6 separate regions of the Mus musculus genome follow, and regions 1, 2, 3, 5 and 6 are each linked to region 4. A link is a loop called in an ENCODE intact Hi-C map of the cell type or tissue named here. Cell type or tissue: heart. All regions are shown on one strand. Region 1 overlaps Itpr3 (inositol 1,4,5-triphosphate receptor 3). Region 2 overlaps Lemd2 (LEM domain containing 2). Region 3 has its middle 7.4 kb from the start of Grm4. Region 4 overlaps Ggnbp1 (gametogenetin binding protein 1). Region 5 overlaps Lemd2 (LEM domain containing 2). Region 6 overlaps Itpr3 (inositol 1,4,5-triphosphate receptor 3).

The links. Hi-C counts contacts between places; a loop is a spot of excess contacts. Peaks named below come from ENCODE experiments on the same cell type or tissue, not always from the same donor. Only the 100,000 strongest peaks of a DNase experiment are listed, where the experiment ranks them.
Region 1: a loop joins it to region 4, with 6 times the contacts of the local background. A loop is called at or near these places in 19 of 42 quality-filtered maps.
Region 2: it touches region 4 in a loop (3-fold over the local background); 8 of 42 quality-filtered maps call a loop at or near these places.
Region 3: it touches region 4 in a loop (4-fold over the local background); 16 of 42 quality-filtered maps call a loop at or near these places.
Region 5: a loop joins it to region 4, with 3 times the contacts of the local background. A loop is called at or near these places in 8 of 42 quality-filtered maps.
Region 6: a loop joins it to region 4, with 7 times the contacts of the local background. A loop is called at or near these places in 27 of 42 quality-filtered maps.

Annotation. Positions count from the first base shown.
Region 1 is chr17:27,118,834-27,122,833 of GRCm38, reverse strand. Itpr3 (inositol 1,4,5-triphosphate receptor 3) reads right to left here. Exons shown (of 58, transcript NM_080553.3): 55 at 3,454-3,619; 56 at 2,806-2,966; 57 at 1,742-1,903; 58 at 611-1,374. The coding sequence ends at 1,306. It overlaps Uqcc2 (ubiquinol-cytochrome c reductase complex assembly factor 2), which reads left to right. Exons shown (of 4, transcript NM_026063.2): 4 at 1-169. The coding sequence ends at 121. Among named protein-coding and RNA genes, the nearest start is that of Uqcc2, 13 kb to the left of the region's middle. In heart, a CTCF peak has its summit at 1,957 (motif pointing right); DNase peaks (open chromatin) are centred at 1,248, 1,923, 2,697 and 3,042; H3K4me3 peaks cover 404 bases; H3K27ac peaks cover 764 bases.
Region 2 is chr17:27,188,412-27,192,411 of GRCm38, reverse strand. It overlaps Lemd2 (LEM domain containing 2), which reads left to right. Exons shown (of 9, transcript NM_146075.2): 9 at 1,622-2,812. The coding sequence ends at 1,772. Among named protein-coding and RNA genes, the nearest start is that of Lemd2, 14 kb to the left of the region's middle. In heart, a CTCF peak has its summit at 2,418 (motif pointing left); a DNase peak (open chromatin) is centred at 1,021.
Region 3 is chr17:27,518,804-27,522,803 of GRCm38, reverse strand. It overlaps the pseudogene Gm16005. Among named protein-coding and RNA genes, the nearest start is that of Grm4, 7.4 kb to the right of the region's middle. In heart, a CTCF peak has its summit at 2,034 (motif pointing right); no DNase peak of the experiment used is centred here; H3K27me3 peaks cover 4,000 bases.
Region 4 is chr17:27,030,924-27,034,923 of GRCm38, reverse strand. It overlaps Ggnbp1 (gametogenetin binding protein 1), which reads right to left. Exons shown (of 6, transcript NM_027544.2): 3 at 2,267-2,361; 4 at 1,953-2,163; 5 at 20-159. Among named protein-coding and RNA genes, the nearest start is that of Ggnbp1, 3.7 kb to the right of the region's middle. In heart, a CTCF peak has its summit at 1,882 (motif pointing left); a DNase peak (open chromatin) is centred at 1,883; H3K4me3 peaks cover 591 bases; H3K27ac peaks cover 1,248 bases.
Region 5 is chr17:27,199,783-27,203,782 of GRCm38, reverse strand. It overlaps Lemd2 (LEM domain containing 2), which reads left to right. Exons shown (of 9, transcript NM_146075.2): 1 at 1-124; 2 at 2,106-2,146. Among named protein-coding and RNA genes, the nearest start is that of Lemd2, 2.7 kb to the left of the region's middle. In heart, CTCF peaks have their summits at 1,590 (motif pointing right) and 2,773; DNase peaks (open chromatin) are centred at 97 and 2,804; H3K4me3 peaks cover 1,083 bases; H3K27ac peaks cover 621 bases.
Region 6 is chr17:27,083,695-27,087,694 of GRCm38, reverse strand. It overlaps Itpr3 (inositol 1,4,5-triphosphate receptor 3), which reads right to left. Exons shown (of 58, transcript NM_080553.3): 4 at 2,520-2,606; 5 at 698-856; 6 at 451-549; 7 at 21-104. Among named protein-coding and RNA genes, the nearest start is that of Mir7677, 5.6 kb to the left of the region's middle. In heart, CTCF peaks have their summits at 94 (motif pointing right) and 1,762 (motif pointing right); no DNase peak of the experiment used is centred here; H3K27ac peaks cover 880 bases.

The sequences.
Region 1 (4,000 bases), 88 kb before region 4:
GGAAGAGTTCCAAGAGATGAATAAGAGCATGTGGAAGAAACTGCAGGAGAAGTTTGCGCCCACCAGGCCTGAGGAGAAGCACAAGGCCTGGACTCGGGTCCTGTCCCGCCCACGGACCTGACCGTGGGGTCTGATACTCATCAATAAAACTGCCTGGTTTCTCCCACCCTCCTGGTTTGGAACTCATTCATCTGCCTCAGGTGCTTCAGCCTGAGCAGGGGTGCTGTAGAGCATACAGCCCAGGGCATCCCTCCCAGCCCCAGGGAGGATTGTCAGCCCCCTGTCGTGTGTGTGTGTGTGTGTGTGTGTGTGTGTGTGTGTGGAGAGGGCATCCTGTGGCCAACAGCAAAGGGAAGGGAGGCCAGCATGAGCACCCTGCCTGGCCCTCCCACTCAGGCTACTCCAGCCCACCACAAACGCACATGCCCAAGTACACAGCCACCTTACTGTAACTGCTTAGAGCCTCACTTCTGTCAGGTGCTCAAATCCCACTGGGATGTCCTACAGGTGAGCAAAGGGACCAAGCAGGGTGCGGTAGGTGACAGGGCCAGCAGGGTGTTGGCCTCTGTGGCCTCCAGCTGTGCGGGAGACAGAAGTATGACCCTGTGGATGGACTTGGAGTCTATTAATTTATTTAAGGCAATTAACACATTAGTCCCCAGGACACAGGACATGTAAAACATTACACCAAAAAGAGAGAAGCTGTCAAAAGCCACTTTCACACAGCCCGGTCCTGTCCCTCGGCTTGTGAGGCTTGCCTACAAAGCCTGGGGAGAGACAAGTCCTGGGAGCAAGGTCCACCCTGAGTCATCAAGCTACTGGGACAGGGCCACACTGTCCCCAGCAGGCGCAGGCACAGGCACTGGGAACTGTGCAGGCACAGCAGGGTGGGACGGCCCCTGGGAATAAGTTAAACATAAAAGCCCTGTGAAGCTACTAACAGCAGGCTACCATCTTCCTGATCCAGGACAGAAGGCGGGCAGGCGGGCAGGGGACAGCCACAATGTAGTGCTCGGAGGTGAGAGGCAGCCCCCCTATAACCACCTGTGAGGACCACTGAGGAATGTCAGTCAGAGGACCTAGCATCCTCTAAGGCACTAAGGTAAACTGAGTCTCTTCAACGGTACTAAGCAGGACTGCTGTGAAGCACTCCTGCTGGCCAGTTTGCCTTGGGGGAGGGAGATTGCCAGCAGAGCTGGAGGTGGGGTGGGCACCTGGCTTCCAGAGGGTGGTGGGCCACCTGACCTGAAGGAAGGGCAGTGCCATCTGCAGCGGACCTCCTGCAGGGGGCCTCGGTGGCTCTGCTCAGCGGCTCATGCAGTTCTGCACATCCACAAAGCCCAGACGCTGCCTCCGTTTCCGCTGCTCCGTCATCTGAGTTAAACAAGACGTCAGGTGGCCTAGCTGCCTTCCCCACAGCCCCGGGAAAGTCTGCATCCTCCCCAAAGGGCCCAGCTACCATTAAGCTCTGATGGCAGATGGTCAGCCCCAGTCGCCCCCAGTCACCCTCAGTTGGCAAGTCAAACGCTTGATCGGGTGCAGTCGGGAGACCACAGCGAGGGGCTAGGGAGCTGCACTGGGTAGCTGCTGCTACAGGCGGAGGAGGTTCCCACCACCGCAGGCCTTGGAGGCTCTTCCAGGCTGCTGCACAAGACTCCACCTGAACCAGGGTTCCCTGTGACTTGGATGGCTCTCACCCTGCATGGTACAGAAGCTTAGGACACTGAGACTGGGAACACACCTGCTCCTTGAGTTCATTGAGCTGGGAGGTGAGGTGCGACACCAGCTTCATGGTGGAGCCGAGCTTCTCCTGCAGGATGCGGATCTCATTCTGCTCCCCCTCCCCCTCGCCGCTCACCAGGGACATGGCACGCATCCGCGGGAACCAGTCCAGGTTCTTGTTCTGGAACAGAGTGCCGCGGTGAGAGAGGGCCATGCCCTTTACCAGACGGCCAGCAGGGGGCGTAACATGGGAAAATCTGAACTGGCTTGGGTCCTCCCAGGTGGGCTGCCTTCCGTGAGATGGCTCCATCCTCCTGTGGGCCATCTGCTCACTCCCCGCCACAGCCACGGAGCAGGAAGGCCAAGACCCAGACTTGCTCCCTTCCTTTCCGCTGCTGCAGACGAGCATGTCCCGTGCTCAGGGAACAGGAGAGTCACACAGATGGCAGTCTGGGAGGGGGAGCCTCTGAAAGAAGGGAAGCCATGCTTCCCGAGATAGAGAAGCAGGGGAGAAGGGCTCGAGCCAAGCAGTTTGCTGGTTCCCTGTCACAACTGTGAATTCTCAGACCAACAGTTAAACCTCTCTAGACCAAACTCGGCACTGCCACAGTGACTAGAAATTAGGAGGATTATGTTTTAATTCCTCTAAGCCTGGTATTTTTAAGCTGCTCCAGGCTTTCTCTCTGACTGGGACAATGTTGACTTTAGGAAGCTGTTCTCCCATGCTGTGCTTTCTAAAAGAGGTCCTGTGGGGAATCTACATCCCTCAGTGGGGTCTCCCCACTCCACTGCCCAACCCCCCAACTGCTGCTGTGCAGGGGTGAGGGGGGAAGCTGGTTCACCACGCTTCTCTGGGGCTGACAGATTCATTGCATGTTTGCTTTCTCCATATAGCAGGAGTGTGGGTCCACCCACGGGTGGTGGTGGCCAGCAGGGCTTTGCACAGTGAGGGCTGGCCCCAGCTGCTCCTCACTCCTTGGCTGACCCCACAAGCCACTGCAGCTGCCACCCCTCAGGCCAAGGCCAGCAGCTGTTGTGCCTCCTCCCAGGTGTCAATGAGCCCGGGCGCACGGACACCCTCACCTTGATCATCTGAGCCACATAGCTCTCGGGGCCGGTGTAGTCTGTCTTGTTCTTGACTCGGACCAGTACAATGAAGTACAGGTAGTTCCACATGTTATGCTCCAGTTTGATGTGCTCCTCGAAGGACACTGTCTTGTTGTCAAACTTGTCCCTCTCCAGACCTGGGGGCAGAAGGAGGGCCACCACTGAGGACCACCATGGGGACTGCTCCTAACAGCTCTCCTGGGTGATGCGGGTCACTGTTCAAGCTCCAATGCTTAGTGGTGGGGACACCACCGCACGTGGCTGCAGCCCTCCTGCAGAGAAAGCGCTAGGGACTCTGGGAACATCAGGATTACCTGAGCCCAGCAGTGACAGTGACAGCTGGGTCAACAGCATGGCCTGCCAGGTGAGCCCTGCTCTCTGGGCCCTGGCCACTGGTGAGGACATGACTGGATTCAGAAGGAGCAATGGACTAAAACCAGAAGCCTGAGACCACAGTGGCATCAAGTTCCTCTCCTGGAAGGCCGAGGGCTCAAAGCAGTGGCTTCTTGGGCCCCAGTGATCCACCTCAGGCCAGGTCAGCAAGGGTGGGACTGGGTGCCATGGCTCAGATGCCTCCAGCCATGCAGTGGGAAGCCAACAGCCGAGCTAGGAAGTGAGCCTCACCACAGATGAAGCACGTGGTCTTAAGGATTTCCTCTTTCTTCTGCTTCTCGCTGCGCAGATCGGCAAAGGTGTCGATGATCACCCCAAAGATGAGGTTCAACACGATGATGATGACGATAAAGAAGAACAGAAGGTCATACACCACTCTGGCTGGGAAGAGCGACTCCTGCAGAGCACGGGGACACCGTGAGGACAGAATCACCGCAAGCCCCCGAGAGAGACAACAGACAACAGTGACCCCCAGCTGCCAACCAGAAAGATGCCACCAGCTAACATTTAGAAACGGCTGACCAGGAGGAAGCCCTTACAAGTTTGTTGCGTGTGGCAAGTCCTGCTACAAAACAGGGCTTGTTTCTGCCTCTAACTTGGTTAAGGGGGATGGGGGGCAGCTGCGAGCTCCCGGATCAGCAGCCCGGATGCCGCGCCTCTCACATTCCAGAACCTTGGTCTAAGCCAGAGATCAGTGATGGACACAGCTTGGCCGCCCAAGCCAAACTGAGGCTCCACCTTGTCCTCCCTCTCTAGGCTGAGGAAGCCACTGACTGCT
Region 2 (4,000 bases), 160 kb before region 4:
GTCCCACAGGTTACACATTCTCCTGGTCCTCACGTGGCTCACAGACATGAGAATAGTGGCGGGCCCATGTATGGGTGAGACTGCTGTGGTAGCATTCTGTGTAGCTGCCACCAGGCCCTGTCCCCTGCACTACCCTTCTGTGTAGCCAGGGAATCAGATGAGAAGAGCATTTGCAGGTCTGGGATTTTGTCTGTTTTGTTTCATTGAAACAGAATCTTATTTTGTAGCCCAGGCAGGCCCTGAACTGACAATCCCTGTGGGGTAGCTTCCTGAGTGCTGGGGTCCCTGTCTCTGCCCTGCCCCTGGGTCATTTTCAGCTGACACCTTGTCAGGGCCGAGGCCACTAGTAGCAGTTATCCCGTGAACAAAAGTCCTGGCTGCTCTCCAGCAACATGCATTGGACAGCTGCTGGGTTCCATCTTCCCACAGGCTGCAGGCAGGGCTTTCTGCCCACAGTGGGCCGCTGTGTCTCTGAGAGGTCAGCCTGTGGGTCCTCAGGTGATCCTCAGCTCTCCATCTCCCCGGGGAAGCCATTTGCTGCACCCAGACTCCTGTCCTGTCCTGGCCCTGCTGCACGCTGTTTAGCCAGCCTCTGTGAGCCTCTTTCTCATACAGTGGGCTCACACTGCCTCGCAGAGGGCTGCCCTGAACAGCGAGGCACTCAGGCCACACCGCTCCACTCATTGTGTGCGGCGCAAGTGGAGACCCAGAGTCCACACCTTGGTGGACATGAGAGCAGGAGGAGGAAGCATAGGAAACCATGTGACACGGGGCAGTGGCTGGTCCCACAGGTGCTGAGGAGGTGGCCTTGGAGTTTGGCATGCTAGTTCCAGGCACACAAGCACTGCACAGTGCTGTTGGCCCTTTGATTTGCCTGATATCAACACATTTCCCCGTGAGAACATAGCCAGAGCTGGCTTGGCACCCTGACTGCAGCCATGTCACCTAGACCTCACATGCTGGTACAGTGGTGCAGAGCTGACCTGTAGTGGGTCTGAGCCCCCGTCTGCCAGGTAAGGGCACACTTGGGGCCTCAAAGGAGACACGAGTGAGGGAGCTGATTGAAGCCACTGGTGGGTCAGGCCCTCCTGCCGACGAGGTGCTGTTTCCTGCCTCCTGGGGACCTGGCCTGAGGCTGGCACCCCATCCTCCGAGCTCTGTGTCTGTAGCATGTTGGGTAATCAGAGCATCCAAATTCCCAGCATTGTGAGGACAGGGACAAGTGATGCCTGTGAGCAGAGACACATCTTTAGGAGTCAGCCGGAGCCAATCACTGTTTTGTGGGTCCCCTTCCCAACAAAAAAGATTTCAGGACCGTGTTGGGGGTGGCTTTCCCATCTTGGTTCATCTTCACACCCGCATGTCCTCTATGCTACAAGGGGTGCATCTGAGCTAAGCACAGTCCCCACGTGGTCCTGGGTACCCATCACCGCCAGCCCCTTAGCTCTGTACCAAGGCTTGTGGCGCACAGGAGGTGAGGAAATCCCCAGTGCCTCACTTTGCCCTATCAACATGTCCACTGCTGGCTTATCCAAGTGTGGTAGAGCTTAGGAATGCCCGCCCCTCTGTGGGAATGGAGTGGTTCAGCCTGACCCAGCTGAGCGCTACCTTCTCCTTTCAGGCGGCGCATGAAGCGAGTATGGGACCGTGCTGTGGAATTCCTGGCTTCCAATGAATCTCGGATCCAGACTGAGTCCCACCGAGTGGCCGGGGAGGACATGCTGGTGTGGAGATGGACTAAGCCTTCCTCTTTCTCTGATTCAGAGCGATAGGGCAGGGCCTGTTACCGCCAGCCTGACCCAGCCACCCAGCTGGGGCAAGGACACAGACCTTTGGTGCTCATTCACACCTGCCTTGATTGCCCTCCGGGTCTCAGGTCTGGAACATGTGGGCTTACTTAGGGTAGCCGGGAGAACAGGGGAGCCCTTCCTCTATGTCAGTATTACTGACTGACAGGGGAGAGTGGCTTGTTCTCCCTGGATAAAAAGATGGGCAGTGGTTGGAACCCTGGAGGTCCTGCACACAGCTAGACAGCACGGTGATCCTGAAGCCCCTCGCTTGGAAGGTGGGTTGGGTGGTGGGGCAAAGCTTGGTCCATGTGCCTTTTCGCTTCCAGGGAGCTTAAGGGGAGGGGAGGAACCCAGCCCACTCCTGCATGGGCCTCTGTCCAGAAGGGGACGATGTTATAGAAGGTAGGAGCAGCTGGAGGGGACCAAGCAGAGGTGGCTGGGGTCTGGAAGGCGTGGGGAGTCCAGCCACAGCTGCCTGTGCCTCAGAGCTGCTCACAGGTCAGCAGTGCCACCTGAGCCAGGGTGGAGCTCAGCCTCCTCACCTACTTACTGTGCACAGGCTTCCTGGCTGCTTAGCCACACAGGTAGGGTGCAGCATCGTGGCTGCACACTGCCCTCTGCAGGCCACATGGAGTAGTGTGGGCCATTAGCCCTCGGCTATGGAGGACCTGCTCTAAATACACCCAGTGGGGGGCCTCATTAGCTGAGAGGGAGGCTTTCGAGCAACTCTTCAGGCGGGTCTCACCTACAGCAGCAGGAGGACAGCCCCTGGAGGTGACGTGCAGCTGCCTCCAGAAGACACAAGACACCCCCTTTTGGACCTATTGCTGGTCTCTGTTTCTTAATAAAGTGTGGTCTCCATGTAGCAGTATGCTCATTTCGGTCTCCGTGTAGCAGTATGCTCATTGCCGTGTGTCTGGGTGGTCAGCAGGACCGGGACTGAGCAGGCCCCAGCCAGAAGACAATGGCTTTTGTATTGGGGGTGGAACTGTTGGAAAAATAAAATATTTATTGAGAACGGATGTGGTTTTATTTGTGGTGCTTCCTCTGTCTCCCTACAGCGGAGGGCTGGACAGGGCCAGGCTGCCCTGGCCCTGGGAGTTAGGTAAGCTGCTTACAGCCACTTGAGTTGCAGGGTAGCCATGTGGACTCAGCACTGAGCCCCTGGTCCCAAGGCTCCCAGGGCTTCTGAGGGAAGCTGCACGGAGCTGGTAAGCCCTTGAAGGAGGCAGCTTCCTGTCTCTGGGCCCAGCATTGGTGATGGGCTGTGACAGAGTTGGGGTGCTTTCAGAAAGCTGCAAAACAAGCTATAGGCATTCACCTCTTAGTCCGAAAGGCTAGTGGCCCAGAAACAAGGTAACCTAGCTATGTACTGTGGTCATAGCCAGTCCTGGCCTCCTTCCTGTCCACACTTGGCCCCATCTGTGTGGACACGGGCTTGTCAGACTCCTGCCACACACACCTGCTTGGTGAGCTGTAGCGGGGCCCAGTGCACAACTCAGGAAGAAACCAGCCTGTGTGTCCCTCTTCTGTCTCCGTGGAAAGTTTTCCCTTGGCAGGTTTTGTCTGAAGTGGGAAAACTAACCTATGGCTGTGCCTGGGAAGGAGAGCAGAAGCCAGCTCAACGGGAAGCAATTCTCGGCCTGAGAGCCAGCGCTCAGAGCAGCTCGCAGGCTACACTTTGGGAGCTCATCAGCTATGCTCAGCCGTGCCAGCGGGCTTGCTTTTTTTTTTTTTTTTTTTCCTCGAGACAGTTTCTCTGTATAGCCCTGGCTGTCCTGGAACCTGGAACTCACTCTGTAGACCAGGATGGCCTCGAACTCAGAAATCTGCCTGCCTCTGCCTCCCAAGTGCTGGGATTCCAGGTGTGCACTGCCATGCTGGGTTGTGCAGTGTGAGGGAATTGATTGGTGGGCTTTGTGCATATTGGGCCAGCACTCACCCTGGGTGGTTCTACTGCTCTGTCCAACATGATCCCAGGCTGCAGACCTGGGTGATAAGCAGCTCTCCTGGGCTCCGCATGCCGCTGAAGAAGCATCAGGAAGGCGAGGGAGACTGTTCCCCACAAATCTCAGCGTGGACACACACCCAGGAGCTCTGAGCTGCCTCCCAGAGGCTCTCTACTCACGACAAAGGTGAACACAGCCATCCGTCACTCTTTTATCAGACAACTTGGGTAGCAGCTGTTCCCCTTAATTAATGCACCACTG
Region 3 (4,000 bases), 490 kb before region 4:
TAGGTGTTGTTCCTTCACAGAATCCATGTCTGCGGTAGACAATCTTTAGGTGCCTCATCTGACCAGTCCCGGTAGTGTTTCGTCTCTTAGCCTTGGCACTCCAGCTATACTTTCTCTTGTGCTCAGTAGGGAGCCACACTTGCCACAGGTCAACTTCTGAAGGTGGTAGGCCTTGGAGCTACAGTGGTGGCACAGCGTGTGTGTCTTATTGCGACGCTTTCCAAAGGATGACATTCATCATCTTGCTTCCACTGGCGAGGCCAAAAAGCCATCCTGATGGCCCAGTCTAGTGAACATTTTTGGGTAGAGCTTGAAGGCCCATTCATCTAAGCCAAGATAAGCCATTTGGTTAAAGGACACCCCACACCCCCATCTCAACCCCTTCTCTCTGCCCAAGATGGCAGAGTCCCACATAAAGCCCTCTGTCCCTTGTCTGAGGGTAGACCATGGAACACCCCAGCCCCTCTGCCCACCATCTCCACTCCTATCTCTGTTATTTGTACATCTCTGTAAGTTCAAGACCAGGTGGACCCAAATAGTGAGATGGTGTCTTCACAAAGTAACCTACCAATTAAAATAAAACAAACCATGCCACAGTTAAAACAAAGAGGGGTAAGGAAGAGCCAGGTGGTGGTGGTGGCACACACCTTTAATCCCAGCACTTGGGAGACAGAGGCAGGTGGATCTCTGAGTTCGAGGCCAGCCTGGTCTACAGAGTGAGTTCCAGGACAGCCAGGGCTGCACAGAGAAACCCTGTCTTGAAACGGTCCACCCCCCCCCCCCCAGTAAGGAGAGACTATTAGGGAAGACATATTGAACCTCTGGCTCTAGAGATACACACATGGGTACACACAGAGGCACAAATGTCACACCTCTCTTGGGAATATCAGCCTGGCCTTGCTAGGGCTGACAATGCTCAGGAGGCTGAGTTCTTTGTCGCCTCCCCTGTCACCCCACACATCTCTGGGGTTGCTGAGGAGGGGGCTACCTCAGGACAGCCTTCCTTCCCTGCACTGAGAGTGCAGCTGTGTGCACTGAGTCCCTGCTCTATTTTGGAGAGTTCGAGGCTGGGGACCTTGTGCAAGTCTGCTGTCTATTGCTGTGATAAAGATGTAGCCCAAAGGCAACTTGGAGAACACAGGGCGCACTTGGCTTACGGGGCCCTGATCACAGCCCATCAGTGATGTAAACCTAGTCAGGAGTCAACACAGACACACGGAGAGTCACTGCTCGCTGTCCACACCAGGACAGTAACTGCCATGGCTGCCCTTTCTTTTCAGACATGTCTCCCTGGGTAGCCATGGCTGCCTTCTGAATGCTGGGATCGAACCTGTTTGCTTCCATGCCTGGGTCTAGCTTACCTTCTTACACTTGTCTCAGGATGAAACTGTGGTCCTCCACATCAATTAATCAAGAGAACCCCCACCCCCACCCCCAGCCTTTCCTACAGGCCAAACTGATGGTGGTTTTTCTCAATAGAGTTTGCTTGTTTTCAAATGACTGTAACTTGGGTTAAGTTTACAAAAGAGAAATCACGGGCGTTTTGCATAGATTTGGGTTTGGCTGGTTTGAGGTGCAGCCTCAAACTTAGTCGGAGTCCTTGTGGTTCGAGCGTGCAGCAAGGGTGAGAGAAGGAGGGAACTGGGATTGGGAAAGGCTGACGGTTACAACTTTCTACCCATCCTTGCTGGCTTCCACACCTCGGCATCGCAGCCCACTCAAGAAACCGGGGACCCGCACGGGTCTCTTTCAAAGGGCATATGTGGATTAGAAAAGCCTTGTCGTCATTGCAGGTGAGTGGCTGCGCACGAATCTGAGGGCGGCGGCCCAGCTGGAAAATGGTCCTGAAATAGGGGCCCTGCCACCCCCGCTGCCTCCTCCCGGAATCTGTTCAGGTGAAAACAACTCTCTGCATCCCGGCGTCTCCCCCTCCTCCCGCTCCTGCCAACTCACACCTGAGCCTGGGTCCCGCTCAGATCCGCGGACGCACCAGCGGCCGGCCAGCGCGTGCAGTGAGGCCGCTCGGCCACGAGGCGGCGCTGCAGGCCCGCGATGGGAGCGTACCCAGGTTCTGCTCGCCGCCGGCACCTGAGAGCCCATCTCTATTTGAAGGTGGTGGCCCGAGGCCAAAGGGAATTTCATCCTGTGGACGATCCTTAGAACAATTCACTCATGCTGCTACTGGTGCAGGGGAGGGTCGGGGCCCTGCAGGACCCCCCACCCCACCCTAGGCCTCTCATGTTCTTTGCTGCTTTTGGTCCATTTCCACACTTTCTGAAGCCTAAACTTGGTAAGAGATAGCCCACTGATCATGTGCCCAGATAACATTAGTTACACATTACAAGGTATAGAAATGGAGGAGACACATAATTCCTCCATCTTTGGGAGGAGAACCACGGACATGAGTACCCTAAAATTCTCCACTTGGGCTTATAAGGTTGAGGGGGAGTTGGGGGTAGAGAAGGGATCTGGACAGAGGGTGAGAGGGGGCCATTGGGTGCTGCCTCCAGATCTGCCCAACCTGACCCATGGAGTGTTGCCTCTCTGTAGAGGAGATGCTGTAGATAGGGGTGGCCTGACTGCACTGTGACTGTGGCTTTGGTGTGGGCCGTGGAGCTTTGAACCTTGGGGCATGTTAGCTCCAGGGGACTACACCCTCTTGTGATCCTGGATTGGTGCTGTGTTGAGATAGGGTTTCCTCGTGTAGCCCAGGCTGGCCTCAAATTAGATGCTCCTGAGCCCACAGATGTGTGCTAAGTAGAACACCTTGGCTGACTACCCCAGCCTCCTTGGTCTGTGTTCTCCGGGCCGTGGTGTGGCTCGTTTCTCGGCAGCCTGCACCTGGGCAGTGTGGAGGGAGAGTTGCCTTGGAATGGCGTCTTTGACATCAGGTGGGGATCCTGCCTTGGGGTCTCTGAGACTGAGCACTGGGCTAAGCTGACTTGGTTTCTCCAGGGTCCTGGGATCTGCGTGCCACACTGGCCTAGTAACTTTGGCTTGGCTTCTAAGTGTCCTCTGATCCCCCGTGTGGGTTGTTACAGGAGTGGCTGACTCACGTGGTCTTGGTGGCCCACCTGAAAGCTTACAAACTTTTTCTTCCCGCACCCAGTGACACAACCCCACCCTGGGTGGGGACAGCTCTTCTCCTCCTCTGCCGTTCCCACCTTCGCCTGCCTGTCCCTCTCTTTTTCCATTGTGGGGGCCCCACGTCCCACTCCAGCTGGTTGAAAGTCTATTAATATTTCAGTTTGATGAATTAAAGATTCTTCCCTACCCTCCTTCTGATGTCCCAGGAGGGAATTAAGAGCGCATCCGATCCAATCAAACGCCATTAGAATGCAGCCCACGAGGGTAGGAGCCTGCGGTGTAAGCTTTTCTTCCCCAGCCTGCTTTGTCCTCTTTGGGGGTCTGCGCAGGGGTGAGGTGGCTGAGAGGCAAAGGCAGGAGGGGCGGAGTCAGAGGTCACCAGGGACTGGGGGTGTGTCCTTGCAGCTGTGACCTCTGCCCCTGGCCAAGGCACGAGATCCTGTTCCCCTCCCTGCAACCTCCATGGGCTTTTTTTCTGGGTCAGCCCAGCTTTCATGGTGCTGTGTGCTCCGTCTGAAGATAACCTCAGAGAAGCCCTTGGATCGATGGCCTCCTCTGGCGGCTGGCAGTGAACTGTCCGGTGGCGTTTCCAGATTTCTGTCCATCCTGGTCCCCTACAGTTAGATACAGTTCCATGGCCGCTGTCCAGCATTTTCCTAAATAGGCCAGGGCTGCAGTGGGGGGGGGGTGGCTGACAGAGGGGCACCCCACTCACCTATCAGCTGGGCTGTGTGGCACCAGCCCCAATCGTGGGGGTGCCTTACTCCTGGTCCTTCCTTTTTTTCCCATCCAGGCTAGAGTTGAGTGGCAGACCATATTATGATTCAGTTGATGGCCAGGCTGGGACAGCACCAGATAGGACAGCAGGCCTAAGAGTGTTGGCAGGGCAGAGGCAGAATGTCCTGAGATGTGG
Region 4 (4,000 bases):
GTGTCTGTGTGGGACATACCTGGCCGTCCACCATGCCAGCCTCCTCCAGTGTGATGTCTGGCTGGGTCAGCAGCTCCCGGCCCTCGGGGTTGCCCACCTTCCAGAGGCGAGCCTCTCGTTGCACTGACAGAATCTTCTTCAGCTCCGACTCCACAAAACCTTCAAGGCAAAGAGATGGGCTGTGGGCCGTGGGGACAGGGGGGGTCTCTGCTCCTCTTCCTGGCCTATCGCCTCTGGCACCCACAGACCATCAGAGCCACCAGGTTTCCTGTAGTGCTGATGACAACCAACTCCTCTGCAGGCAGCACCAGGGGAGGCTGGTGGTTGGAAAAACTGGGACATAATGGGGGGGGGCACGACTTTCGGTTCGAGAGGTTGAGGTTTGAGAGGTTGAGGCAGGAGGATCATGACTAGTTCAGGACTAGCCAGACAACTTAGTGAGTATGCTTAAAACAATAAAAAATAGATCCCTCAAACCCTAAACTCCGTGAGGTTCTCAAACAAGTTATCTGGGCAGGAGGAGGGTCGCAGAACCCTGACTACAGAAGCTCAGGCAGTTCCCTAAGCTTGGGATCAGAGTCTAAAGAAGAGGACAGCGTGGGACCCTGGTGCCATCTCCACTAAGCTGTGTCTCCATGCTGAATAGGAGGGCTCTGGCACCCGGGAATCTGCATTGCCGGTCAGCTAGCTGGTGTGTGGGTAAATGAGGCCCCACAGTAAACATGACTGAGCGTTCAGGAGAGATGGAGTGTTTGTTTGTTTGTTTGTTTGTTTTTGAGACAGGGTTTCTCTGTGTAGCCCTGGCTGTCCTGGAACTCACTCTGTAGACCAGGCTGGCCTCGAACTCAGAAATCCGCCTGCCTCTGCCTCCCCAGTGCTGGGATTAAAGGTGTGCGCCACCACTGCCCAGCGAGATGGAGTTTTCAATCCCAGCGTTTCCAGAGTGTGGGGCAGGCAGAGCCCAGGAAGTCCCTGGCATACGCCAACCACTCCTAGACTCTGCGATCTGGGTCAGGTGTGCAAAGCCTTCAGGTGCCTGATGCCAGCCAGCTGCAGCCTCTCACACTTCATTTTTCCTAGGCAGGACATGTCAGGGAAGGTATGCCACAGACCGTCTGAGATGGAGTCCCAGCTCTGTCATTAGTGGCTATGTTATCTGGGCAAGTTACCCAACCTCTCTGTGCTTCAGTTCCCATGCTGTCGGTGGAGTTATTAATGGCAGCCACTTCAGAAGTGTCCATTCACGTTTTTAAAAGAATAGCCCCCAGCCACGGCCGTATAAACATAAACAGTATTTTGGGGGATAATTTTGCTACTATTGTTTTTACTGTTTTTCTTTTTTTCTAATGAGTGTATCTGTGCACGTCTGCCTAAGGAAGCCAGAAGAGGTTGCCGGATCATCTGAAGCTGGAGTTACAGGCAGTGGGGAGAAACCCAGCATGGGTGCTGAGAACTGAAGGTTAAGAGAGGTCTCTGCTGTTGCTCCGTTAAGAGCAACAGCAGAGCCCTGCGTGGTGGTGCACGCCTTTAATCCCAGCACTCAGGAGGCAGAGCAGGCGGATTTCTGAATTCAAAGCCAGCCTGGTCTACAAAGTGAGTTCCAGGACAGCCAGGGCTACACAGAGAAACCCTGTCTCAGGGGAGGGGTGGGGGGGGGAGCAACAGCAGAGACCTCTCCACCTCTCCAGGCCTAAGGAGCCTGCTATTGTCTGGTGCTAAGCAAAAGACAGCCTTGAAGGACACCTTCTCTTCAAGCAGCCAGAAGCCTTGGTTCTCTGCTTGGAGCTGGGTGGGGCCGGGGTGAGGGGTCCCAGACAGTTGAGATCAACAGTCCAGCCGGTCTAAAGCCAGTCATCGTGTGTGTTCTGCTGCCACCTGGTGGTCAATGCTTGCATTTCTTCCCTAAGCCACGGGTCAAAGCCGGGCTTCCAGTGGGTCGATACACCACTTACCCACTGTATCTGTAGACCTAAACTTCTTTTGCAGCGGCGACTGGTAGGTGGAGGCACGCGGGGCACACCACTTGGGACAGCTCTCGTCGCTAGAGGCGCGAGGGGCACACCACTTGGGACAGCTCTCATCCACCGCTTCTTCTCTCTCCCCTTTCTCCTCGTGGGGCAAGCCATCCTTGAGAGCCAACTGAGGCGCAGCTGGTCTCTGAGCCTGTGCGGGGGTGGGGGGTGGGGTGGTCAGGACTCTTGGTCTGTGTCCCCTCCTCCCAAAACCAGAAAGAAAGGAAGACAGGAGGGGACCTGACCCCACTGACCTTGGCCATGGCTGACTTCTGGAGCTGCTTGTACAAGCCAAGGAGATAGTTCCACGGGGTGGACCCCACCTTGCAAGAGGACGGCTTGAGGTCTCCTGTGAAGGTAGTGACATCTGAGGTTGACAGAAAGTTGATGGGCGGCCGGTCTCGGAGGGAGGGGGAGGGGAGAGGCACATAGCTCAGCACGGGTATGTGAACAGGAGTTCTCACTCTCCACCACTCAAGTCCAGGGAAGCCAGCTCAGGTCTCAAGCTTGGCAGTAGTGTTCTTTACCTAAAGACCGATGGTGTGTCCCCTGGTCTCATTACTTTCTGTGATTTTGTTGTTGCTGTTCTGTGTTCTTGAGATACCTCACTGAAGGCTGGCCTTGAACTCCTGACCTTCCTCCTCTGCCCCCTGGGATCCCAGATGTGGGCTGCTATGCTTAGCTTTGTTATGGCCATTACTTTCTTTCTTTTAAAAGTAACTTCTTTTTTTTTTAAGATTTATTTATTTATTTATTTATTTATGTATTTATTTATTTATTATATGTAAGTACACTGTAGCTGTCTTCAGACACACCAGAAGAGGGCATCAGATCTCATTATGGGTGGTTGTGAGCCACCATGTGGTTGCTGGGATTTGAACTTCAGACCTTCGGAAGAGCACTCGGGTGCTCTTACCCACTGAGCCATCTCACCAGCCCCTAAAAGTAACTTCTGTTCTTCTGATGTAACTGTCCTCTCCAAGGCTTACTGCCTCCATTGGCTAACATAGGCTTAGTCCTCTGTACAGTCTAATCTAGGCCTAGGATGTTTTCAGCCTCTGAGACTTGCTCACCCTTTCTAGTCCTTTCTGAGCTCTGGCTGGCCAGTCAACTCAGCTGTTCTGGCTCAAACTCCTCTCCAAGATGACTGATCCAATCTGGCTTCTCTCTCAGCCTCTGACTTCTTTCTTCCTGGGCTCAAAATATGGCCATCTGTTCTAATCTTCCGGTTCCTTCTCATTCTCTGGTCTGTCTGTCTGTCTGTCTGTCTGTCTTCACTTCAGTCTGGCTTGTTCTCTCTTCAACCTGTCTCTGCACAACTCTCCCAGTTAAAAATGCCTCCTTCTCTCTCTCCACTGCCCCTCAAGTAGCTTCCCTTTCTTCTCTCTTCTCTGAGTTGGGCAGATCCCATTCTGTCAAATCTTTCTCTGATTCATCACTTTGTCTGCCACTCAATGAGACATCACTTTCAAACATGGCTGCTTCCTTCTACAAACTCACTTTACCTTCACTGTTTGGGAGTAAAGGCCTGTGCTGAGGATATGTCTGTATTGCACTCAGAGGGAGTAAAGGTATGTACTAAGGTGTTGTCTGTATCCCAGCCAGAGGGATTAAAGATGTGTGCTACAACTGAGTCACACCACAACCAGAACCAGGTTTTTTTAAAGCTCAGTAAATAAAACAATCTTGGGGTTCATGGTGTGATCAAATATCCTGCAGCACAGCACCTTGAAGAAGCTGGGCTAGGCTTGAACTCAGTTCTCTTGGGCCCCTTTAAGTGCTGGGATTAGAATGAGTCGCAGCACGGTGCCTACTGTGTACCAGGCCCTACTGTGTGCTCAGCCTTCATCTAGCCCTTGATACCTCACTGATCTTTAGATGCCTCAGAGGCCCTTGTTGCCCATGTCCATTTTATGGGTGAGGAGAGTAGGCAGAGATACCCAGCAATGCTCCTCTGTCACATGACACGGCGTGGAGCAAGTGGGGTT
Region 5 (4,000 bases), 170 kb before region 4:
TGGCTGGAGCGCTGCCTGTCTCGGCTCCTGCTCTGGGCCAGCCTGGGGCTGCTGCTCGGCTTCTTGGCCATCCTGTGGGTGAAGATGGGCAAGCCCTCGGCGCCGCAGGAGGCGGAGGACAACAGTACGTCCCGGGCCGGCGCAGGGGAGGGCCCGGGGCACGGGGTTCGCCCACCCAGACCGGCTTGTGAGCCGCGACCGACTGCAGACCCTCACTTTCTGCCTCCACTTTCTGCTCTTTTCTGTTTCCCCGTCTTTCTAGAGTCTCCCTTTCAGCCACAGCCAGGTCCTTCCAAGGGAAAGCCACACGCACACTCTTGACAGTCAGCCCACCCCTGCCCCTCTTGTCTTCCCTGCCTTCGGGGAATGCCTGCCGTGGTCTCAGCTTTGTAGCAGCAAAACTGGCACCACCGGGCCTTCATTTGTCAAAAGGAGTCTGACCCTGCCTGTGGCTCAGGTGTGGGAGAGTTGTTCTAAGCCGAAGCTGGTACCACAGGGGTGCATGTGAGGCACAGCCTCCCCCCCCCCCCCCCGCAGGCTGTGTTGGGAGAGAGCCTGTGAGTCAGGCGACTTCCTAGACGTCTTTGCCCACACTCAGTTACGTGACTCCGCACCCCTTGAGGGGTGCAAGAGAGCGAGCCTCCCGAATAGCTGAGGACTGATGTCTTTTTTTTTTTTTTTTTTTTTTTTTTTGCCTATTACTCAAAAGAAGAAACGCGGCTTTATTTTCTTTATTTTCATGAAAATCTCCCCCTCTGGTATAAGGGGTTATAGTTAGGGTCCGTCTCACATACGTTAGACAAGCATGTTTCCACTGAGCTACACTCTCGCTAGCTGGCTTTTGAAAACGACTTTGAAGCAGGGTCTCCTTAAGCTGTCTAGGTTCACCTAGAACTCACTCTAGTTCAGGATGGCTTCAAACCTATGATCTTGCCTTACCTCCCCCGAAGCTGGAAAGTATAGACCCGAATCACCAGACCCAGATTGTTTTGGGTACAAATTTAGGTATAAAATGACAGTTCGTTTTCTTTCCGAAGCGTGCTCGAGGTTAACACTGTTGCCAGCCTTGAGTCAGGGTCACATTTCCCACAATTAGGAGTAGCTGAAATACAGGGAGAGCCCAACCACTGTCTTCAGTGTTGTGAGGAATGGATGTCTGGGCGTGTGTGAGTCTGTTTGCCACACTGATGCCCAAGGGTCCGTTATCCACCCTGGGAATAGTTTCTGGGTCAGCTAGAGGCTAACAGAGGTGAGTGCCAGCAAATTGTACAGGTGCTGTAAGCGCTCAGGGGATGATGTCACATAGTGTTGGGTGCTACGCTCTGCTTAAGATAATTTAAGACAGGCTTGGGGTCCCTAGAGTTCCCTCCTGTGATAGCATTTATTTTTACTTGACATACTGTCGTTTGTAGTTCATAAAAGACTTTTCCCTATGTTGTCTTGTTTGAGCCTAACTCTCTGAGTTAAGCAACAAAGGCCATTTGGTTTTTATCTTGTTTGTGGGTTTGTTTTGTTTTGTTTTTTTTATGTGTATGGGTGACTTGCCTATGTGTGTGTCTGCACCACATGCATACAGTACCTATGGAGGCCAGAAGAGGGCAATGGAGACTCCAGAACCAGAGTGACACATGGCTGTAAGCAGCCACATGGATGCTGGGATTCAAACTCAGGCCCTCTGCAAGAGCAGCTGAGCCACCTCTCCAGCCCCTTGTTTTGTTTCTTGAGACAACATCCTCTCTGCACCCCAGGCCTGCCTCAAACGTGTGGCAGTCCTGTGTTCATCTTCTGAGTGCTGGGTTTCCAGCAGTGTGCATTCTGAGGAAGGCCCATGCAGTCCTATTTTACAGGAGCAGACACAGATGTTAAGGAGCCCAGGAATCTGTGGCTGCTGGTTCATGTACAGCTGGAAAGAGGCCCCAGCTACCAAAGTCCTTACCCAACATGGGGGAACCCGTGGGCCTTAGAGCCCACACTACACAGGGGCCCCTGAGAGCTGGCTGGTCTCCACCTTTGTGTCAGCTGAGTCCTGCTCCCCCTGGGTCCTGAGAGCTCTCTCCGCTGCCCAGGCGCACTTCTAACCTTCCTCTTTCTTTTCTCCGTCTCAGTGAAATTGTTGCCGGTCGACTGTGAGAGAAAAACAGATGAGGTAAGTTCGATCTGCCTTCTATGAGTCTTCCTGAGGACTCAGAGCTCTGCCAAGAGAGAAACTCGCCCAGATCATGAAAGGATCATGTAAGGGGATCGCTTCCAGAACGTTCCATGAACGTACCGGAATCACATCATGTTCTGTGACGATGTTTGTGTCAGATTCAGTTCTGGGAGCACAGTGGTACTTGAAATATGGAAGGGTGAGCTCCCTGGGTCCAGCCCCGGGCTCCTACCCCTATCAGTGAGAGCATCTGAGGCCCTCGATCTGCCACAGTCAGTCCAGGGAGATGGGCATGGGTGTCCGGCTGGCACTGTGGGGGGCGAGGCTGCCAGCATCTGACCCTGAGAGACTACACTCAGTCTTACCTTCTCTCTGGTGTGCATCCATCTCTTGATAATGTTCAGGTTCCTGCTCTGACACATCAGGGGCCAGTTTGAAGCACGTGGTAAGGGGAATTAGCCCTCTTAGCCAATGTGTTCAGTTTGTTTTATGAAGCCCTCACATCCCCCATAACTAATGTTTGGGGAAGGTGACTGCTCCTCAGCCTACGGATCATGTGAGCAGCGTTAACTCGCAGCTGGGCAGCCGGTTCTGAGGAAGACACGAGGCAGTAAATTTTCAGGTCATAAATCCTACCAGGAGGAGGCGTGTGCTGCCAGAGGGCATGACTTAGCGCTCTAATTATTAAGTGTGGGTGCCAGGCCTCTGCAGCCCAGGGGCTGGCCAAGAAACAGCACTCCTGCGTTGACTGTACCCCTTGTTAATGAAGGACAGCCTGCTGCAGACACCGTTTTATTTCCTTGGCTGCTGCTGTGTCCTGTTTGCGGGTGTTTTATGACACTCCCTTATTGCTCTCATCCACAAAGCAGTTTTGCTTCCCCATTGTTCTGCAGAACCAGGCTCATAATAAGTTTAATCTGCTTTCTATCATAAAACTGGGCTGATGGTTAGACAGTGTGCTCCAGAAACAGGCAGCCAAAGAGACGAACAAATGCAGAAACAAGAACTATAGAACTTTTCACGCAACCCCTCTGATGGTCTTCTGTTTGCCCTTTTAGTTAGACAAGGTTCCTAGTTCTAGTTCTGGGTCCTGCACAGTCTGTAGAGTGGTGGAGCCCACTTGAAGGAAGCGCAGGCTTGCTCCTGGCCTTCCTGTGAGCTACTCAGACAGACACCCTGCAGGTCCCTATTGCACTGTGCAGAGCTAGCAAGCTGTACCCATCAACTGCCTGGGGCCTTGGGCTCCAGACATTCTAGATTTTTAACCAATCCTGCACTGTGATAGGAGGGCAGAGGCTGGGCCTTATCCAGGCAAGATGCATTTTCTGGCTGCTCTGGGCATCCTTGGTCGTCGTGGAGGGCGGGTCCAGGAGCCCACAGGCAGGAACATACTTTCTGGTCCCAGTGAGGTTCTTGCTGAGTTTCCTTTGGGTGGCCTTACTTCACCCAAAATCCAGATAAGCATTTACATATCAGAGAAGTCTTCTTAATCGTGTCTGCAGCCCAGGGTTCCGGCACTGTTTTCTTTCTCCCTCCCACTGTGGGGGATGCAGGGACAGGCTGGGAGTGGGTGTGTTGTCTTAATCAGGCCGTCCTCCCGGCTGGTACTGGATGGCTGGCCTGCTTCCTCAGGCTGCTGTCAGCCAGTGCAAGTGGCTGATATGTGAGCTCCATCGAGTCCTGCTGCAGCTCTTCCTCAGGCAGGGCTCAGACCCGCAGTCCCTGATACTCTGTGGGCTCCTCTGACCTCTGCAAGCCCTGGTGCCGTTGCTTGCTCCTCTCTCAAGAAGTCGGGCCAGAGCCATGGTGGTCGTCTCATTGTGACTCTGCTGTGTCTGCTCCACAGCCAGT
Region 6 (4,000 bases), 53 kb before region 4:
GGGAGGGGCTCCGGACTTACCCCCTTCAGCACCTCCTCCAGGTGGTCCCGGAACTGCATGAATAAGTTGATCTTCCAGCTGGTGTTGCAGTTGACAGAGTTGACCTGCGGGGGGCAGCAGGCTGGTGGCACGGCTGGCAGAGCCAGTTGCCTACTGTGGACAGTGCTGAAGACCAAGGAGGGGAAGGGCGAAAGGGGAAGCCATCCCAGCTTCCTGTCGTAGGTGGCTCAGGGTGCTCCCCGCAGCCAAGGTTAGGCCAGACCCTTGTGGCAGCCAGAGAGTGGGGCAAAGATGAAATCAAACACACCCACCCCCAGGTCAGGGGCAAGGTTGGGAAACAGTGAGGCTCAGGGTCCCGGAACATTTGAGGGAGGGGCACCCACACAGCCAGGGGTCTGTGACCAGCCCTCAGCCCCAGGACCTGCCCCACACACCCCCAACCCCACTCACCTCTTTGCAGCCAGCATTATCACTAAGCTCATAGTTGCTGGCATGTAAGGGCTGCCCGGCATTGACAGGATTCAGGATCACCTTGTCCCCCACGACCACCTTTGGGGGACAGACGGGCCATGGTAAGGTGAGAACAGAGGCACATTTCCTTCCAGGGTCTTCTTCCTCTGCTCTGTGTCCCTTCTAAGAAAAGACTAGAACCTCTGGAGTATGGTCCACACCTCCGCCCGGGCCCCTCTGTGCTCACATTATCCCCATTGCTCCGAAGCTTCCAGAAGGGCTGGATGAAGAGCCAGGAGCCCTCATTGCCCGTAGCATCCAGCGTCACCCGCATGGCATTCTTCTCCAGCAGGGCTGGCAGCCGCTTGTTCACAGTTAAGTATTTGTTGCTCTTCATATGCAGAAGCTAAGGCACAGGTGGGGCTGGAGTGAGGTCACCAGGCCTGAGAGGCCAGGCCCTTGGGGAGGAGAAGGACACTGGGCCCTTGGTCACACAGGGTATCAGACATATTATCACAGGAGGATACACGGCATCACAAACAGTCACAAGCACGCACACCTTGTCACAGGGGAGCAGTCAGTCTCAACACTGCACACCAGGTCTGGGTGCAGCTCAGCGGGAGACGACCTGCCAAGCATGCACAGGTTCTGGCTCATCCTGCACCTCCACGAAGAAACACAAATTATGCACACCTTAGCTCCTGTCATCTTGTCCCCAAACATAGTCCAGGATGACCCGAGACTTCTCACCCTCCTCCCCACACTTCCTGAGCGAGCGCTGGGATCACAGGCGAGTACCACCTGGCCTATTTATGAGATGCTAGGGATAAGCCCAGTGCTTTGCATACACCAGGCAAGCACTCTACCCATTAAACTACATCCCCAGCCCTGATTAATCAAACACAGAATCTTCCAACAATCCCCAGGGGCAAGGGTTAAAGCCTTAGGTGGGCTAAGAAGCTTTGCCCTGGAAAGTTGACTCCATAGATAATGCTGGTGGGCTGCTAGGGTTCAGAAGCTTCTAGTCAGAGGATGGACTATCTCCGAGAAGCATCTCTGAGGTGGCAGGGGAACGGACCCACTAAAGCCCTAAGCACGCCACATGTCTCCTTCCTGAAAGACTTAAGATTGCTCTTATTAAAGCAACAATTATGCTTCTGAAGATGCCTGTCTGCCTTCATTCCCACATCACCTCCATCAAACCTGATCTAGCAAATGCTATCACTAGCTGGCTTTAAGATTTATTTTCACTTTATGTGTATAAAGGTTTTTCTTGCATGGATGTATGGCCACTGTGTGCATGCAGTACCCACAGCAGCCAGAAGGGGGCAGTGGATCCCCTGGAACTTGAGTTACAGATACTTGTAAGCAGTTCTATGTGAGCTGCTGGAAGGGTCCTTTGAAAGAGCAGCAAGTGCTCTTAGGCACGGAGCCATCTCTCCAGTCCCTGCTGGGTGGCTTACAAATGAGTAAATGAGGCATAGGGAGTTAAGGAATTTGTCTGAGGTCACAGCACTTTAGGAATGGCAGGGCCACACTGAGATGAGACCCTAGCTACGTATGAGCTTATGACCCCTAAGCTAAAAACACTCCCCTGGGCACAATACCAAAGTGCAGTCAGAGATACAAACACCACACACACACACACACACACACACACACACACACACAGGTGAGCACACCCATACACATATATACATGCATACCCAGACACACACATACATGTACATGCACACCCAGACACATACACACGACATGTACACATACACACACACATATACATACACACACACAAATAGCATGCATACACACTCACACATGCACACACACATACATACATTCATGCACACATACACACATACACGCACATGCACACCCACAGACACATATACACACATGTACACATACACAGACACACACATAGCATACATACACACGCACACACATACATGCACACGGACATACACAGACACATGCACATACGCATGCACACATACACACATGCATGCACATGCACACGAACACACACACACAAAGGTAGGGAGTGGCGCTCTGCGCCAAGGCCACACCTGAATCACGCTGCCGTACTTCACCACGTCCCCGTGCACCTTCTTGTTCTCTGTGTCATTTTGCTTCTGCTCCATCTGGGCTGCGTGCTGCAGACACACGGGGCAGGGAAGGCTCAGAAGCTGCTCCTCTCAGAGGGAGATGCCTTTATGTACACGCTAAATGCGTGTGCATGCACGCGCGCACTCACACACACACTGAGGCTCACATTCACCTTGGACCCGTCTCAAGTGCTGCAACCAGGAGGCCCTTCATGGGGTGACAAAATCCCTCCCACTAAAGCAATGGCCTAGAAGCAGAGAGCAGCCAGTGGCCTGACCTGTCGGGCACGGTCCCACAGGACCCTGAGCCTCATGCCTCTGACACATCCAGCTACCTAAAACCTGAACGTGCTCCCTACCCCACCCCATCCCACCCCGTTCTCCAGGATACCTCCACTTCAGGCTAAGCAGGGCAAAGGCCACTTCCCACTCCTTCCTTGACCCCTCCAGAGAGTCCCTTCCCTTCCTTGATGCTGCACCAGCTCAGGTGGCCTCAGGGTTGAGCGCCATTACCTCTCAGGGGAGTCTCATAATCTGCCATCCACCCAGGACCTCCCCGAGGGGAGGCCTCCTCCATCAGACAAGCACACCCTGAGCACAGTGGTCCCCCTGTGCTTCCTGCCCCTCAGTGCTAAAACCAGGCCAGGGAGGGCTACAGTGGCTGCCGCAGGGCCTTGCATTTGCCACACGTCCCTCCACAAAGCTACAGTGTGGGGCTCTGACCCTGTGGCTCAGATGTGAGCCATCAGCTCAGCCTGAGGAATGGCCCCACCCTGGGACCAGAGCTTGGGCAGCCCTTCCAGGCCTCCCTCCATGGACAGGTCACAGCTACAGGGAGGGATCCACCCAGACCCTATATTAGTCCCACAACCACAGGACAAGGGGCTCAGAGGCACACACAAGCTGCTGACCCTAGTCCAAGTTTCCCATGGCCAATGTCAAGACCGGGGCTAGACCTGAGCGTTGTTAGGAGAAACTCAGGATGTGAGCTGAGTCTCCACTCACAGGAGCCCGTGCCCCTTCATCACCAGGCCCAGTACCTCAGCTGTATACATGTAACCAAGAAACACAAGAGACATCAAAGACCTAGGGATTGCCTTAGCTGGACTCCAGACTCACTGTGTGAGCTGACCAGTCCTGTTGAGGAGCTCTGAGCTCCAGGTCTATAAAGCAAATGGGACCTAAGGCTAGACCCACGGCTCTCAAATTAGGTTCCCTGGAGACATACCTCCAGGAGTCACTCGAAAGCCTGAGTGGCTGTCTGGGTAGCTCATATCTAATCGTTGAGTCATGTGCCCTGACTCAGGGCAGGAAGGACTTGCACAGACTCTAGGTGCCTAGATGGGCACTTCTCTTCCTGTTTGTCCTGACTCATGGCCCTTTACAGCAGCCGCACCGCTCAGTGTTTTTGAGACTCTCCTCGCATGCACGAGGCCTGCAGT